2 separate regions of the Homo sapiens genome follow, and region 2 is linked to region 1. A link is an interaction called in ENCODE POLR2A ChIA-PET data of the cell type or tissue named here. Cell type or tissue: PC-3. All regions are shown on one strand. Each heading gives the region's core, and the rest is flanking DNA. Links, peaks and the distances in the headings are about the cores only.

What was found. ChIA-PET counts read pairs that join two places held together with the same protein. Peaks named below come from ENCODE experiments on the same cell type or tissue, not always from the same donor. Only the 100,000 strongest peaks of a DNase experiment are listed, where the experiment ranks them.
Region 2: POLR2A ChIA-PET joins it to region 1 with 41 read pairs; 4 of 35 experiments call an interaction of 5 or more read pairs at or near these places.

What each region holds. Positions count from the first base shown.
Region 1 is chr12:76,781,181-76,789,517 of GRCh38, forward strand. The region is part of intron 1 of ZDHHC17 (zDHHC palmitoyltransferase 17); the gene reads left to right. Among named protein-coding and RNA genes, the nearest start is that of ZDHHC17, 21 kb to the left of the region's middle. In PC-3, for the core only: no CTCF peak of the experiment used is centred there; no DNase peak of the experiment used is centred there; H3K27ac peaks cover 1,584 bases.
Region 2 is chr12:76,639,578-76,647,914 of GRCh38, forward strand. The region is part of intron 1 of LOC105369851 (a long non-coding RNA gene); the gene reads right to left. Among named protein-coding and RNA genes, the nearest start is that of OSBPL8, 84 kb to the left of the region's middle. In PC-3, for the core only: no CTCF peak of the experiment used is centred there; no DNase peak of the experiment used is centred there.

The DNA.
Region 1 (8,337 bases), core at 132-8,131:
AGAACTCACACATTGCTAGTGAGAGCATAAATTGTTACTACTACCTTGAAAGATAGTTGAAGATACTTATAAGTTCTATTAAAACTAATACGTACTTACCCTAGAGAAACTTTTACAGATGAGACCCATATAAGATTGTTCATTGCAGTATGGTTTGTAGTAGCAAAAAGTGTTAAGCGACTTGTATTTTAATAGGTGCTTTGTTTTGAATGTCTCCTCTAAAACTTATGTTGAAAGTTAATTGTCATTGTGATGGTATTAAGAGGTGGGACTGCTGAGAGGTGATTAGGCTAAGAGGGCTCTGCCTTCATGAATGGATTAATGTCCTTATCAAGAGAGTGAGTTTGTTACTCGAGAGTGGGTGGTTCTAAAAGTAAGTTTAGTCCTCTCGTTTGCTGTCTCATGCTGTCTTGCCCTTGCACCTTCTACCATGGGATGATGCAGCAAGAATGGCCTTGCCAGATGTGGGCCCCTTCACCTTGGACTACTCAGCCTTCAGAACTGTAAGAAATACTTTATTTTCTTTATAAATTACCCAGTCACTAGTGTTCTGTTATAGCAACACAAAATGGACTAAGACAGTAGGAGAATATATCTGGCTTATTCATGTAATGTAATACCATTTAGCAATTACATTGAATAAAGTAGAGCTACATGTATCAGCACAGATAAATCTCAAAAACATAATGTTAACTGAAAAATTCTAGGTGTGATAGGGTAAGTACTGTATGATGTATTTGTATATAACTGAGTGTTAAGTGGGTTTTTTCTTGTCACCTTAGCGTTTTTCCTGGAGCCTAAAGCTAAGGATAGTAGCTGATAAAGCTGATAAAGCTGCATTATAAAGAGATGGTGTTGAATTTTTTGGCAAGTGGCCATGATTTGTTCTGGAACTTTAGCACCTCCAGCCTATACAAGATAAAAAAAGAATTTAATTTGAGGAAGGATTCTTTGAAGAGTTATCAGCTCAAAATGGAGTGCTATAGTCTTTACATTATCTTCTCTGTGGGTGAAAAACAATTTCTCTGAGAGATTGGGGGACTTTTCAGGAAGGAAGATGGTCCTTTAGCTGGATGCCTGCTGGGTTGCAGAAAATAGTTAGGCCTCCCTCCCTGGAATGTTACCTGAGTAAAGTGTTAGAGAATTCTTGGGAAAAGTATGATTTGGGTCTCCTGGAGTTATGGAAGGCCCAGAGACTGAGGCCTGCTGCTGCATTCCTGGAGAAGAATAAATGTAACAGATATATAAAATAGCTTTGCAGTGGAAAAGCTGGAAGAGAGGGCTTTCACTATGTGTCCAGTGATATTGAGTCAAGAGCATTTCCTTTGGGCCAGGCAAACACTTTAGATGCTGTTCAGTCTAGTGACATCTTGAAAGAAACTTAAAGAAAGTTGCCTGCTCAGCAGACACAACCTCAGATATGTTCCACTGGAGTAGGAGCTGAGCAAGAGTTTTAAGAATTGTGCTGGAGAATGTCTCGTTTGTACCAGAGAATATTACAGAGGGAAGTCTTGTCAGAGAAAGCCAGAAGTGGACAGTGACTGAAGTGATAAACAACAGATTTTATTCAGGAACTTTGCAATAGTGGAAAAAATACCTCAGTGTAGAACTGGGCTCAATTCCAAATACAGCAAGGACAGGTGGGGATTTATAGTCAGCAAGCAGAATGAGGGGTAGTCAGCAGATGGAAAATTACCAAGAGAAGACATCAGGGGCGGGGGATTCTTGCTAAAACAACTTAACAGAATTCCCCACCTTTAGTATCTGATGACCTTGGCCTGCCTGACTTAGGTCTGATTGACTTAGCAGAATTCTTGCAAAAATTGGGATATGCAGGCCCCCAAATGGCAAGGGTTGACGTTGAGGCCTAGTTGAGAAGAGGGCTCAGAGGAGGCTGACTAAAGTTTGGTCAAGTAGAAAGTTAGTCCCCACAGGGTGAATTTCAGATCTCTCAAAATGTCCTGCAAGAGAGAGCCCAAGGTTAGGTTTCTCCCATGATTGAGGGTATTTGATAGCTAAGAGAAAACTACAAAACTCCAGTCATGTGTATTAGTCTGTTTTCACACTGCTATAAAGAAATACCCGAGACTGGGTAATTTATAAAGGAAAGAGATTTAATTGACTCACAGTGCCACATGGCTGGGGAGGCCTCAGGAAACTTGCAATCACAGTGGAAGGGGAAGCAGACACGTCTTACATGGTGGCAGGAAAGAGGAGAGGGGTACGTGAAGGAGGAACTATCAAACGCTTATGAAACCATCAGATCTCATAACTGTCTATTTATGAACTCACTATCATGAGAACAACATGGTGGAAACCGCCCCCATGATCAATCACCTCCCATCAGGTGCTTCGCACAACACCTGGGGAATACAGTTCAAGATGAGATTTGGATGGGGACACAGAGCCAAACCGTATCACCATGGAATACAGATTTTATCTCTTCTCACTTCTCCACTTTTATTTTCATCCTTTAATAGGCACAATAATGGTTTCCCAAAGATATCAGGTCCTAATCTCTGGAACCTATAAATGTTACCTTATCAGGAAAAAGAGTTTTTACAGAAATAATTAAGTATCTTGAGATGGAGGGATTATTTTGGTTAGCTGAGCCCTAAATGTAATCACATATATCCATATAAGAGGGAGGTGGAGGGAGATTTGAACATATACACAGAGGAGAAGGCAATGTAAAAACAGTGGAGAGAGATTTGAAAATGTTTGCCTTGATTATGCCAGAGGGCTAGAAGAGGCAAGGAACAGATTCTCCCCTAGAGCCTCTGGAGGGAGCAGAGTGTGTGGCCCTACTGACATTTTGACTTTAGTCCAGTGATGATTTTCGACTTCTGACCTCTAGAACTATAAGATAATGAATTTGTGTTGTTTTAAACCACTAAATTTGTGGCGATTTATTAGAGCAACAGTACTAAACTAAACTAGCACATATACCACCACACAACATATACAGATTTCAAAAAGTTCATGGAAAATGGGTATTATGAAAAAACTATACAGGGATTTCAAAAATTTTTTTGCACCAAAATAAACTTTTAACTAGTTGTAACATGTCTAAACCATATCTAGTTTGAGGCATTAAGGAGGATAAGACATCAGTTTGAAAAGAGCCCCTATCAGAGCAACATGAATTCTACTAAAATTGAAACAAGAACAAACATCAAATTTATGGTGAAGCTCGGGTAGAAGATGGTGAAATCATTGATGCTTTGTGAAAAGTTTATGGAGACAATGCCCCAAAGAAATCAGCAGTATATAAATGGATAACTTGTTTTAAGAAAGGATAAGATGATGTTGAAGGTGAAGCTGGTGGCAGAAGACCATCGACATCAATTTGTGAGGAAAAAATTCATCTTATTCATGCCCTAATTGAACAGGGTGGAAGATTAACAGCAGAAACAGTAACGAACACCATAGACATCTCAATTGGTTCAGCTTATACAATTCTGACTGAAAAATTAAAGTTGAGCCAACTTTCCACGAGATGGGTGCCAAAACCCTTGCATACATATTGGCTGCAGACAGGAGCAGAGTTTTTAATCAAGATCCTGAAGCATTTATTTGAAGAATTGTAACAGGAGATGAACATGTCTTTACTAGTACGATCCTGAAGACAAAGCACAGTCAAAGCAATGGCTACCAGTGGTCTACTCAAAGCAAAAGCAAAAATTCAGGAGTAAAGGTTGTGGTAACAGAATTTTGGATGCTTAAGGCATTTTGCTCGTTGACTTTCTGGAATGCCAAAGAATGACAACATCTGCTTATTATGAGAAGGCTAGCCAAAGCTTTAGCAGAGAAAAATGCCTGGGAAAGCTTTAACAGAGAGTCCTTCTCTACTATGACAATGCTCCTGCTAATTTCTCTCATCAAACAAGGACAGTTTTGTGAGTTTCAATGGGAAATCATTAGACTTCCACCTTACAGTTCTGAATTGGCTCCTTCTAACTTCTTTTTGTTCCCTAATCTTAAAACATCTTTAAAGGGCACCCATTTTTTTCAGGTAATAATATGAAAAATATTGCATTAACTTGGTTAAATTGCCAGGACCTTCAGTTTTTTAGGGTTGGACTAGATGATATCATCATTTACAAAAGTGTCTTGAACTTGATGGGGCTTATGTTGAGAAGTGAAGTTTATATTTTTAATCTTTTGATTCCATTTTTTTTGCAAACTTTTTGAAGTCCCCTCATACTCGTCACCTTACGATGGGACCACATCCCAGTAAACTCATTAGTCAGAAATGCATTTAATAGTCTGTTAAATCCATCATAAAGTTAAAAATTATAAGTTGAACCATTGTGAGTCCAGATACTTTTCTACTTATGATGGTGGTTATGTCCTGATAAACCCATCGTAAACTTGAAAAAATTATTGTTCACCATCCTTAGTCATCTGTAATAATTTATTTGCATAGCATGGGCACACATAATAGGTCATTTAATTGCCTGGGACAGGGAAGGCTATGGTGACTCTTGAATTGTGAATTGAATTGTGATTTCTAAAGGTTTGCCTGAGCCTGAGATGGGATGTGTCTTCTAAGTAGAATAGCTAACATGAGCACAAAGATACTGAGGTTTTTAAAAGTACATGACTTCTTGGAATGGCTGGTGTACGTAAATGTGTAGGATGTGTAGAAGGGAATGGTGGATACTAAAGCTGGAAAAAGCAAACTGGGACCACTTCATGAAGGATTTTGTATGATTGCCGAAATGTCCTCTCTTTACCCTTATATGTATGATTTTAAGGATTTTAAGTAAGGGAGTGATAGGGACAGTAATATGGGTAGACCATTTGTGATAATATTAATACAGAGGAAGGGACGGATTTATTTTGAGAAAAGAAGCATTGCGACTTGGTGAATATTTGAAGCTGTGGGATAAAGAATCAAGGGGGAATTAGTTTTCTTTTTCTTTCTTTTCTTTCTTTCTTTTTTTTTTTTTAAAGAGATGGGATCTTGCTCTGTTGCCCAGGAGTGCAGTGGTGTGATCACAGTTTACTGTAGGCTCAAGTGATCCTCCCACCACAACCTCCTGAGTTGCTGGGATTACAGGTGTGTGCCATTAAGCCTGGCTAATTTTTTTTATTTTTATTTTTATTTATTTTTGAGACAGAGTCTTGCTCTGTCGTCCAGGCTGTAGTGCAGTGGCACGATCTGGGTTGAAGTGAATCTCCTGCCTCAGCCCCCTGAGTAGCTGGGATGGCAGGCACCTGCCACCATGCCTGGCTAATTTTTGTATTTTAGTAGAGATGGGGTTTTACCATGTTGGTCACACTGGTCTTGAACTCCTGAACTCAAGCAGTCCACCCGCCTCGGCCTCCCAAAGTGCTGGGATTACAGGCATGAGTCACTGTGCCTGGCCTTTTTAATTTTTATTTTTAGAGACAGTCTCACTATGTTCCTCAGGCTGGTCTCAAACTCCTGGCCGCATGTGGTCCTTCCCCATCAGCCTCATGAGTTGTGGGGATTATAGGTATGCACCACTGCACCCAGCTGAATTTTTCTAGCTTGGACATTTTGATAGTTAGAAATGCCTTCTAGTAAATAGCACAGGAAAGGTGGAAGTATAAATTTTGGGGATGGTGGAAAGGAAAAAAAAATCTTTAGATGATCTTCTAAAATTGCATATCTAATTCTGTTACTTCCTTCCTCAAAACTCCCTGATTGATCTCCGTTGCCTGCTGAACTAGATGCCTAAATGTCTTTACTTATTCTCAGTCGAAGATGGGGTTTTTGCACTTCTCCTAAGAGATAGTTTACAATACTTCTTAGGATTTTCAGTTACGTATCTTTGCCATTCAAATTACATTTTGGTAATTACATTTAGATAATTTACATGTGCACTTGATGCAAACATTTAAAAAACCAAAATAAAACAACTTAAAATACTTGAAGGTACTTCTTCCTTGAAATTTTCCAGAGTCGTTTTATGTCTGCCCTAGTTTTTTGGGCCCTAATGGAAATGTCACCACGACTTGAGTGTGGGCTGCTGATAAGAACAGTTGGCCTGTGGTAGAGAAGGGAGGTCAAGGGGAAGAGTGAAGGTCACTTTCATAATATTATCATCAACTAGGAGATACATAAAAATAATACTGGTCATAATCTTTACAGGATGAAATCGAGAATCTCCAATGAAATATTAAATTGGCCATATTCTATAATGTAACAGCCTGTTGGCATTTTTATGCCCAATCAAGTGGGCATTTTTATCCATATACAGTGTTATGCATTCCCTGGAATATATTTGAATAAGGATGATTGAACAGCTTTATGATGAAGAAACACTAAATACATTGACTATTAAAAAATGGAGGAAAAATAATAGGAAATAAGGAAGTATTCTCATTTTACTTTTCCAATATTGCATTTGATGTTTTTGCCAATGCCATCGGCCATAGAGTGAAAACACACACTCTGTCTCTCCCTCTCTCTCTCTCTCTCTCTCTCTGTCTCTTGTGTGTGTGTGCGCGCGCAGGAGAGTTGATGGTATTCTTACAGTATTCAAAGGTATCTAAAATCAGAGATGATATTTTAACATTGTGGCTGGATATAAGATAAATCTGTGAACATTAGTAGTAAAACCATATACTAGTTATAACCAGCTCCAAAATACAATGAAAATGATTTATATAGATCCATTTACACACTACTTACCAAACTAAACAACTCTCAGAATCATATTAGTCCGGATAAGCTATGTTTTGCTGCAGTAACAACCCTAAATTTCAGTGGCTTAGCTGAGTGTGGTTGTGTGCACCTGTACTACCAACTACTCAGGAGGCTGAGACAGGAGGATTGCTTGAGCCCAGGAGTTCCAGGCTGTAGTGGTGATGATCACGTCTGTGCATAGCCACTGTACTCTAGCCTGGGCAACATAGTGAGACCCTGTCCCTTAAAAAAATGTTAGTAGTTATGCTACACATACATTGTGGGTGGGATAGTAGGTTTTCTATCCAGTGATTATCTCTACTCTCTAGAAGATTGCCAGTCTCCTTGGCAGATGGAAAGAGAGACTGGGGAATTGCATGTTGGCTCTTAAACTTGTTCTCTGAAAGCAACAGATCCTTTTTATTCATATTCCATTGGTTAAGATCACATGGTCAATCACTTGGACACACTTATCTTTCAAAGGGCCAAGGGTGTACAGTTCAACTTTGTACCTGAGAAGAGAACTGAAAATATTTCATGAATAGCACTAATAATTGTAGCAGTATTGAAATATAAAAATGAAAACCAAAAAAGCACAAGGAAAAGATTAATACATGTGACTATAAAGGGTATAATCTCTGAATTATATTGAAAGCATAAATGAACAGTTCTAAACATGGAAGTCTTTAGATCAGTATGAAAAAGATTAATCTATATATAAAAGTGTAATACAAATATATTAAGCAGATTTCAGGAGTCAAGTACAATAAAATGACCAAAAGATATGAACAGGTAATTCCCAAAAGATGAACTAGGATAGGAAAATATATTTAAGTTGGAATCGCAATTTTTTTTTTTTTTTTTTTTTTTTTTGAGCAGAGTTTCGCTCTTGTTGTCCAGGCTGGAGTGCAGTGGCATGATCTCTGTTCACTGCAACCTCTGCCTCCCGGGTTCAAGCGATTCTCCTGCCTCAGCCTGTCGAGTGGCTGGGATTACAGACATGCACCACCACGCCCAGCTAATTTTGTATTTTTAGTAGAGACGGGGTTTTCTCCATGTTGGTCAGGCTGGTCTCAAGCTCCCGACCTCAGGTGATCCGCCTGCCTTGGCCTCCCAAAGTGCTGGGATTATAGGCATGAGCCACCGTGCCCAGCAAGTCTTTCTTACTCTTTAAATAGTGGAGAATTTAAAAATAACACCCAGTGCCAGTGAGTTTATGGAGAAATAGTTAATCATGTATTGCTGTTTGGATTATAATTCTTTTGCAAAACAATTTAGATACCATGTCAAGAACCATAAAAATATTCATACTCTTTAAGAATCCGTCTCTAGGAGTTTACCCCAGTTAAAATGAAGAAATATTAAATGAGTTAAAGAAAATATTTTTCAGTAGTGAGGAAGAATCCATCCATTTATTCTTTCATTTCATTTAAGGAGACCAGTATTATTTGTGCTAGGCTCTGTCCTAAGCACTGGACATACACAAATGATTAAGATAGGATTCCCACCCTGTCATAGCTTAAAGTCTAATGGTGAAGAGAATGTTAGGGGAAGACAGAGAAGAGGAAAGCCTAAAATACACAATCTCAGTTCAGTTAGGACATGTAAGAATAACCTAAAAATGTTCAGCAACTGGGAAATGTTTCAGAACATTTTGATATATTGGTATATGCAGT
Region 2 (8,337 bases), core at 164-8,163, 140 kb before region 1:
GTGCCTTCAATTTGGCTCTCCCATTTGGTGAGCATATTGAGGCAGTGTCTGTTCTGTGCAATAGGTTAGTGATGAAGGGGCTAAGTCTGCTTAACTCATAGTTGAAATATTAGGAAGATCACACTCTGTGCTCCAACCCAGCATTTGTTTGACAGAAGCTATTAATGCTCCCCTCCCAGGCCCCCACCTACCTCTAACTGTAAGCTCACCTGCTGTGGTGTGACAGCTTCCACCCTGCTGACAGCCTCCCACCTTAAGCTCTAGCATCTCTTTACTTCACCACAGCAGGGCTTTCTTTGGCCCGACAGGAGCTCTTAGTTGTATAAGCAGAATGAGAAATGCAGAGGCGTTTGCGTACGCCATCTTCAACAAGTCGACCAGCCTCCCTGTCCTCTGGTGGGACAATGCAAAGGCGTGTTCCACCCTGTTTCTCAGAAGGTCTCCAGTGGGACTGAGCTCACTGACACATTCTTAATGGCTTTTCTCCTTTTCCAGTCTCTCTTTCCCATACCCTCACTCCACTTCCTAGAATCACTTCCCCCAAAACCTTCCCACACCCAAACCTTGAAGCTGATATTTTGATCTTTATCCATCTGACTCTTATTACCATCTCTCAATTGATTCTGAACAATCTCCTATGATGAAAGATGAGGATTTAAGTGGGGCATGGTGGCTCATACCTGTAATCCCAGCACTCTGGGAGGCCGAGGTGGGTGGATCACCTGAGGTCAGAAGTTCAAGACCAGCCTGGTCAACATGGTGAAACCCCATCTCTACTAAATATACAAAAATTAGCCGGGCATGGTGGCATGTGCCTGTAATCCCAGCTACTAAGGAGGCTGAGGCAGGACAATTGCTTGAACCCGGGAGGCAGAGGTTGCAGTGAGCCGAGATCGTGCCACTGAGCTCCAGCCTGGGCAACAAGAACAAAACTTCATCTCAAAAAAAAAGAAAGATGAGGATTTAAGTCTGTTTCTCTCCCCACACTCTCCACTTACATACATGCGTGCTTTTCCAATCTGCATGCCTCAAATATAGTTATACAATCAGTATTGAATTAAATTAGTATTAAATAATTACATGATTATGACCATAAGTACATATCTGATCCACATATATACTACCTTAAACTTCCTGCATCAACTTTTGTCTATAAAACCCCTCTGACATGGCCAAATACATCTGACCATCTATCAGTCCCATTTTTTCTTGGCGTTGTTGCTCCTGCCTCCTGCTCCAGCCTGGCCTGGTTGCTGTCCGACCTGCTACCCAGATTCTGACCTTTGCCACCATCATGGGATGTCCCCTGGCCTCCTCTGGTGCTGGATATCCATTTTCCTCTTTCTCAGTTTACTCTCTTATTTTAGTGGAGCCCAATAACTCCCAGGAGCTTTCTGAGAAGCAGATATGGAAGGTAAATTATTTGAGTCCTTGCTTGTCTGAAAAAATCTTTAGCTTTTTACTTTATGTAGAGTTTAAGCAGACAGAGAATTTTACTTAGAAATCATCTTCTTTTAGAATTTGGAAGTTTTAATCAATTATCATCTAGTTTCCAGTGGTTGCTACTAGGAATTTTGATCCCATTTTGATTCCTGATACTTTGTGACCTTGCTTTGCTTTTCTCTTTCTTTCCTTCTTTCCTTTTCTTTTCCCTCCCTCTCTCTCTTCTTTCTTTCCCTTTCTTTCTTTCTTTTCTTTCTTTCTTTCTTTCCTTTTCTTTCTTTCTCTCTGTCTTTCTTTCTTTTCTTCTTTCTCACTTTCCTTCTTTTTTTTTTTTTGACAGGGTCTCACTCTGTCCCCCAGGCTAGAGTGCAGTGTCAAGATCTCAGCTCACTGCAGCCTTGACCTCCTGGGCTCAAGCAATCCTTCCACCTCAGCCTCCCGAGTAGCTGAGACTACAGGCATGTGCCACCATTCCTAGTTAATTTTGTATTATTTGTAGAGATGGGGTCTCCCTGTGTTGCCCAGGCTGGTCTCAAACCCCTGGGCTCAAGCAATCTGCCTGCCTCAGCCTCCCAAAGTGTTGGGATTACAGGCGTGAGCCACTGTGCCCAGACTAATTTTTCCTTTCAAGGAGTTTTCATAGATATGTCTTTTAAAATCTTTTGTCTTTTGAAATTTCATGATGTTGTTCTTTGGTTTAGTTTTTTGACCGGACTGTAACTGAAATGTTTTCATCAGAAAACTCAGGTCCTTAAATTCTGGGAAATTGGTTTGTACGTCTCTAATGCTCTTCCTTACATATTGCATCTGTTTGTCTTGTTTGTGTGTGTGCGTGTTTTGTTTTCTTGTCTTGTTCGTGTGTGTGTGTGTGTGTTGTGTGTTTTGGGTTTTTTTTGTTTGTTTGTTTTTAAGACAGGGTCTCACTCTGTTGCCCAGGCTGAAGTGTAATGGTGCAATCATAGTTCACTGCAGCCTCAAACCTCTGGGCTCAAGGAATCCTCCTGCCTCAGCCTCCTGAGTAGCTGGGACTCTAGGTGTGCACCACCATGCCTGGCTTATTTTGCTATGTTGCCCAGGCTGGTCTTGAACTCCTGGCCGCAAGTGATCTGCCCCCTTGGCCTCCCAAAGTGCTGGGATGACAGGCATGAGTCACTGCATCTGGCATCTGTTTATCTTTTTGTTCTTTCTGGGAAATACACTTGACCGTATATTCAAGCTTCCTTTTGATTTTTCATTTCTACCATCTTATTTTTTAATGTTGAAGACCTTTAGACTATTCTCTAAATATTCCTTTAAAAATAGTGTTCCTGAGATCACAGCCTTTCTGATACAACCATTTGAGAGAACAAATTTCCACTTTTCTGTCAGGGGAGGGAACGGGTAGCCACGTAGAGAGGGATGAAGAGATGGGGAAGTGGGTCATCTCCCTACTCCTTTTCAAGATTTTTAACCAATCCTTCTGTTTTAGGCCCAATTGTATCCCTACCTGAGCTCTTCTGTGATTCTACAGTTTGCTTCTTATTAGTCCTTTCCATGCAGCCCTCCTTTACTCTGACCTTTTCTCCCCCAATGCAGACTTAAATTTCAATTCTCTGGTCTGCTAAATCAATTACTACTCATACATATGTTTCTAGGAGGTAGAATATTTTTACCATAGAATTGTAAGATGATTGACATATACTTCCAACTACCTCTCTAATAACGGCATGACATTTGCATAGTGTGTTGTAGTTTCTTTTTTTCTTTTTTCTTTTTTTTTTTTTTTTTTGAGACGGAGTCTCGCTCTGCTCTGTCGCCCAGGCTGGAGTGCAGTGGCACAATCTCCGCTCACTGCCAGCTCCGCCTCCCGGGTTCACGCCATTCTTCTGCTCAGCCTCCCGAGTAGCTGGGACTACAGGCGCCTGCCACCATGCCCGGCTAATTTTTTGTATTTTTGGTAGAGACAGGGTTTCACCATGTTAGCCAGGATGGTCTTGATCTCCTGACCTCGTGATCCACCCGCCTCGGCCTCCCAAAATGCTGGGACTACAGGCGTGAGCCACCGCGCCCAGCCTGTATGTTGTAGTTTCTGTAGTACTCTCACATATATGCTCCCATGTCATCCTTCCATCAGTTTGGTGAAAAAGGGTTTATTATTCCCATTATGCAGGCTCATTTAGCACTTAAAGCAAGATAGTGATTGCTGAATGCCAACCACTAATAAGCCAGCCTTACAGATGATAATTTGTTTAATCCTCAAAACAACTTTTTACGGTAGGAAGTATTACTATCGCCATCTTATAGTTGGGAAAATTGAGGCACAGAGGTATAGTAATTTACCCAAGTTCCATTAGCTAGTACATAGTGAAGCTGAGGCTTGGCAGTCTACCTCTAAAGTCCATGATCTTAAATCGTATTTTATGTTGCAAATAAAATGTTAAATAACAGACTCAAAAAAAGTAATTTTCTAGAGTCAGACAGGAGATAAAGGGTTAGAACAAGTACTTGAGCCAGTGTTTTTGACTCCCTGCCTAAAATGCTCTCCAAATTACCATTCAAGGTGGTTGTCAACATTGAAATTTATAGCAGAGCAGTGAGACACCTCAGAGACATAAGTTGCTAGGGATTCTGCTCTTCTTATAGAGCTGTGATAAATGCACTTGGTATGTAAATATTTGATTCTATCTACAACTGGTTTCTTAGAATGGATTTTTAGAAGCTGTATTACTGGATGAAAAATACATGAGGTTCTTGGCACAATGTTTCACACTTGTAATCCCAGCTACTCAGGAGGCTGAAGCAGAAGGATCATTTGAGCCCAGGAGTTCAAGGCTGCAGTAAGCTATGATTATGCCACTGCACTCCAGCCTGGGTGACAGAGTGAGAGCCTGTCTAAAATATAATTAATAGCTGGGCACGGTGGCTCATGCCTGTAATCCCAGCACTTTTGGAGGCTGAGGCAGGCAAATCACTTGAGGCCAGGAGTTAGAGACCAGCCTGGCCAACATGGTGAAACCCCATCTCTACTAAAAATACAAAAAAAATAAGCTGGGTGTGGTGGTGGGCACCTGTAATCCCAGCTAATTGGGAGGCTGAGGCAGGAGAATTGCTTGAACCTGGGAGTCAGAGGTTGCAGTGATCTGAGATGGTGCCTCTGCACTCCAGCCTGGGCAACAGAGCGAGACTCCATCTCTAAATAAATAAATAAATAAATGAATAAATAAATAAAGGAGGAAATAAAATATACCAGAACAAATACTAAAATATTTCTCTGGCTTACAGAAAAGGTTTTCTTCTTAATTCTGTTTATCTAAAGATTTGTAAGAGAAGTAAAAATGATACAGTGAACATAAAACCAACCAACCTAAGATTTCCCCTTTTTCTTCTAGCAGAATCCAGTATTCATGGTCTATATTACTTTTAAATAAGAGAGGAAATTGCTATAAAATGCTTTTTACTATAATAATTCCTACCAAGTCCTATAAAACTTCTGGACTTCTGCACCACTGACAGAGTTATTAAGTAAAGCCCAGAGTTTATTGATGAAACAATGCTTTAGCAAAACAGCCACTGGCAGCTTAAGTAAAAGGGAGTAAGCACTTGACTTACAAAATTTACCTGAATAATTTCTGGCTGTTTTATAAATAAATAAATAAATAAATGGATTTTCCTAAAAGGAGAGTTCTAAAAGGAGAGTTTCTAAGGAGAATATTGCTCACAGGTGAATTCCACTTTTCAGAAACAGTGAACAATTTGAACCTGGCTACTGAGGTCCAAATTTCCTCGCACCCCCAGTGATTTAGTCTACTGGCAGGGTGGGAGTTTCCCAGGCACAACTGCAGCTGCCCAAGCTGCAGCTGCAACCCAGGCACCCCTGTGCTCTTGAGAGCCAGGAGCAGGCAGGAGTCCTGCCCTCCCAGGTGCAGCTGCAGCTGCAGCTGCTCAAGCCCTGGCTGTGGACCCAGGCATCTCTGCACTCTCAGGGCTCCGGGAAGGTCCCCCAATCCCCTGCAGGCTTGGAAGTGCCTGCTCCCACTGCTTGTCTTCTCTCTGCTCTCAGCACCCAATCCGGTCATGGAGCAAAGTTGAGGCTGAGCCTGGGCACTGTTGCAATCTGGCCGGGTGTGCACATGCTCAGGGCAGTGCTGACATGCCAGCCCCCTGCCGCTTTGGGCCCCTCTGGACTTTGGGTGCCAGTGATCACAGGAGAGAGGCTGGGGGGGTGCTGAGGGCAGCTCTGCGCTGGCCTGCAGGTGCCCCTTTGCACAAACAGCCTGGGCATCATGAATGGCGGCAAGAGGCAGACAGGCTCCTGGGCAGAAGGGGGCGGGTCCCTGGTGAAGCCCCACCTTCAAGCTGGGGAGGGCCTGTGCCTGGGGGATGAGCTGCTGGTCCCATGGACCAGAGTGGAAACTTGTGATGCCTTTTCCGGGCCTGCCCGTGGTTGCTCATGGACCAATCAGTGTGCACTTCCTCTCTCTGAGGCCCATAAAAGCTCTGGACTGAGCCAGACTAGAGGGATGACAGGACCACCAGCTGCAGAGAGAAGCTACCCCCTCTGCTGAGAGCTGAACACTTGTCAAGATGCCCTGCCTGCAGAGAGGAGCTACCCTCTCTGCTAAGAGCTGAACACTCACTGGGACACCCTGGCTATGGAGAGGGGCTGCCCACTTTGGGTCTCCTCCGAGCTGCTCTATTGCTCAATAAAGCTCCTCTTCATCTTGCTCACCCTCCACTTGTCTGTGTACCTCATTCTTCCTGGACACAGGACAAGAACTTGGGACCCCCTGAATGGTGGGGCTAAAAGAGCTGTAACACAAACAGGGCTGAAACACACCCCTTACTCACCACATTGAGGGCAACCAGAAGAGAGGAGAGAAGAGCTGCAACCCTTCAGGGAGCCCAGACCTAGGAAATCCCCAAGCCAGGGCTATGACACCCTCTTTAGGGCTCTGCAGTTCCTGGTGTCTCCAAGCTTTTAGGCACCACCACATTCCCCAATGTGAGCTGTGGAAGCTGCTTATGGTACACCTGTTCTAGCTGCAGCCTGGCAGGGAGCCTACACCCATGCTAGCACCTGGAGCTGCTCGCCCCAACGCAGCCAGCATGACTGGTCATGTGCAGTGGTCAGACCCCACACTCGCTCACACACCCTTTGCTGCTCCATGCCTGGCTTGGCCTTGGCATGCATGGGATCCAGACCAGCAGCATGAGCCTAGTGCAGCCTGCTAGGCCAAGTGGGCAGAATGAGTCCAGTGGGCCAGAGCAAAACTCAGGCAAAGGTGCCACCAGCCATAGAGGTTTCTGGCTGGTGAAGCAACACCCCAAGGATCCCTTAACAATATGATTACTGAAAACTACCCCTTTTAAATACCAAGAGAAAGATGTGAGTGATTCAGGTGACTTCTCAAGAGAAATGTCAAAAATAAATATTTTGTTTGTATCTTTGAACTTAGCAAGTCATAAATCTCAGCTTGTGAATTGCTATCTTAGAGTATACTGTAGGACAGAGAAACTTTAGCAATACTCAAAGCAGCAGTTGAAAATGCTTCCCTGAGAGTGGGTGGTTCTGGTTGCTTCCTTGGAGTACATTGTCAGCGACCAACCATGAAAGAAAAGTCTTTAGAGATTAAACATAATAATATGAATTTTTTTTAAAAGACAGCAGAAGCAGAACAAGTTAGCTCTGAGTCAAACTGACAGGGATAGATACTGTCAAGTCTTGTTCTTTTATTTTATTATTTTACTCATCCTCATTTAACAGATGGGAAAACAGAGACACTAAGAGGTTGAATAGCTTGCCCAAGGCTACACAACTGCAAACTGGATTTGAACCCAGATGGTCTGACTCCAGAGCTCATGCTGGTAACAACTGTGTTATGCTGTGCCCAGACCTGGTACTAGCAATTTGTTTTAGTAATAAAGGCAGTTTCATTTAGTGCTAGTAATAAAGGCAGTTCCATTATTACCTCTGAGCAGTCACTGTCTTGTTAGGGAGAGAAATCTTTTACTTTTATTTTTAACTTTTTTTAAGAGATGGAGTCTCACTATGTTGCCCAGGCTGGTCTTGAACTTCTGGCCTCAAAGGATCCTCCTGCTTCAGCCTCCCAAGTAGCTGGGATTACAGATTACAGGTGCAAGCCACCATACCTGGTGGGGACAGAAATCTTGCATACACAAAGATTATTGTGTTAAGTAATAGTTAAGTAATACTATTACTTAACTCAAACGTTGTGAGGATGAAATTAGTTAATTCATGTAAAATGCTTAGAATATCACTATCCTTCATAACTTTACATATATACTTGACATATATTATCTTTTGAAGTTCTAAAAACCACTTTATAAATACTTACTTATAAGTACTTGCCTTGTAAGTACTTATAAGTAAATATTATTAACTCCATTTTACAGATGAAAATATCTAAACTTTGGGGCCTGAAACACCTTCATTTGAATTTTACCTCTTAGATGTTTTTCTTTTTCAAGTTAAAAAATAATAATAATCCTGAGCTGACATTCAGAAGAATATGCCTACCTCCTATGCTGACTGTTAGAGTTGAATGAGTCAAGGAATGTAAAGCACCTTGCTCCATGCCTGGTGAATGTTAGCAGGACTGCAGCTTTGTCCATCTCTAGAAAGCTTTGTTCACATTATAATGTATATAAATGGAGTCCCAATTTCCTTCCTGATGCAATAATCCTAATTCAATCATATTTACTTCTTTTGAATACTTTAGTAATGAAAAACTTACTTTACTAAGTGGCCTATTATTTTTGAGGATTTTTAATTGTTAGGAAGTTCTTCATTGTGGTGAACTGAAGTCTGCCCTCTTATAACATGGACCCACTGAGATGAGCTCTACTCCTTTCAAAGGCACAGAAGGAGTCTTATGCAGGGTCCTTACAGTCCTT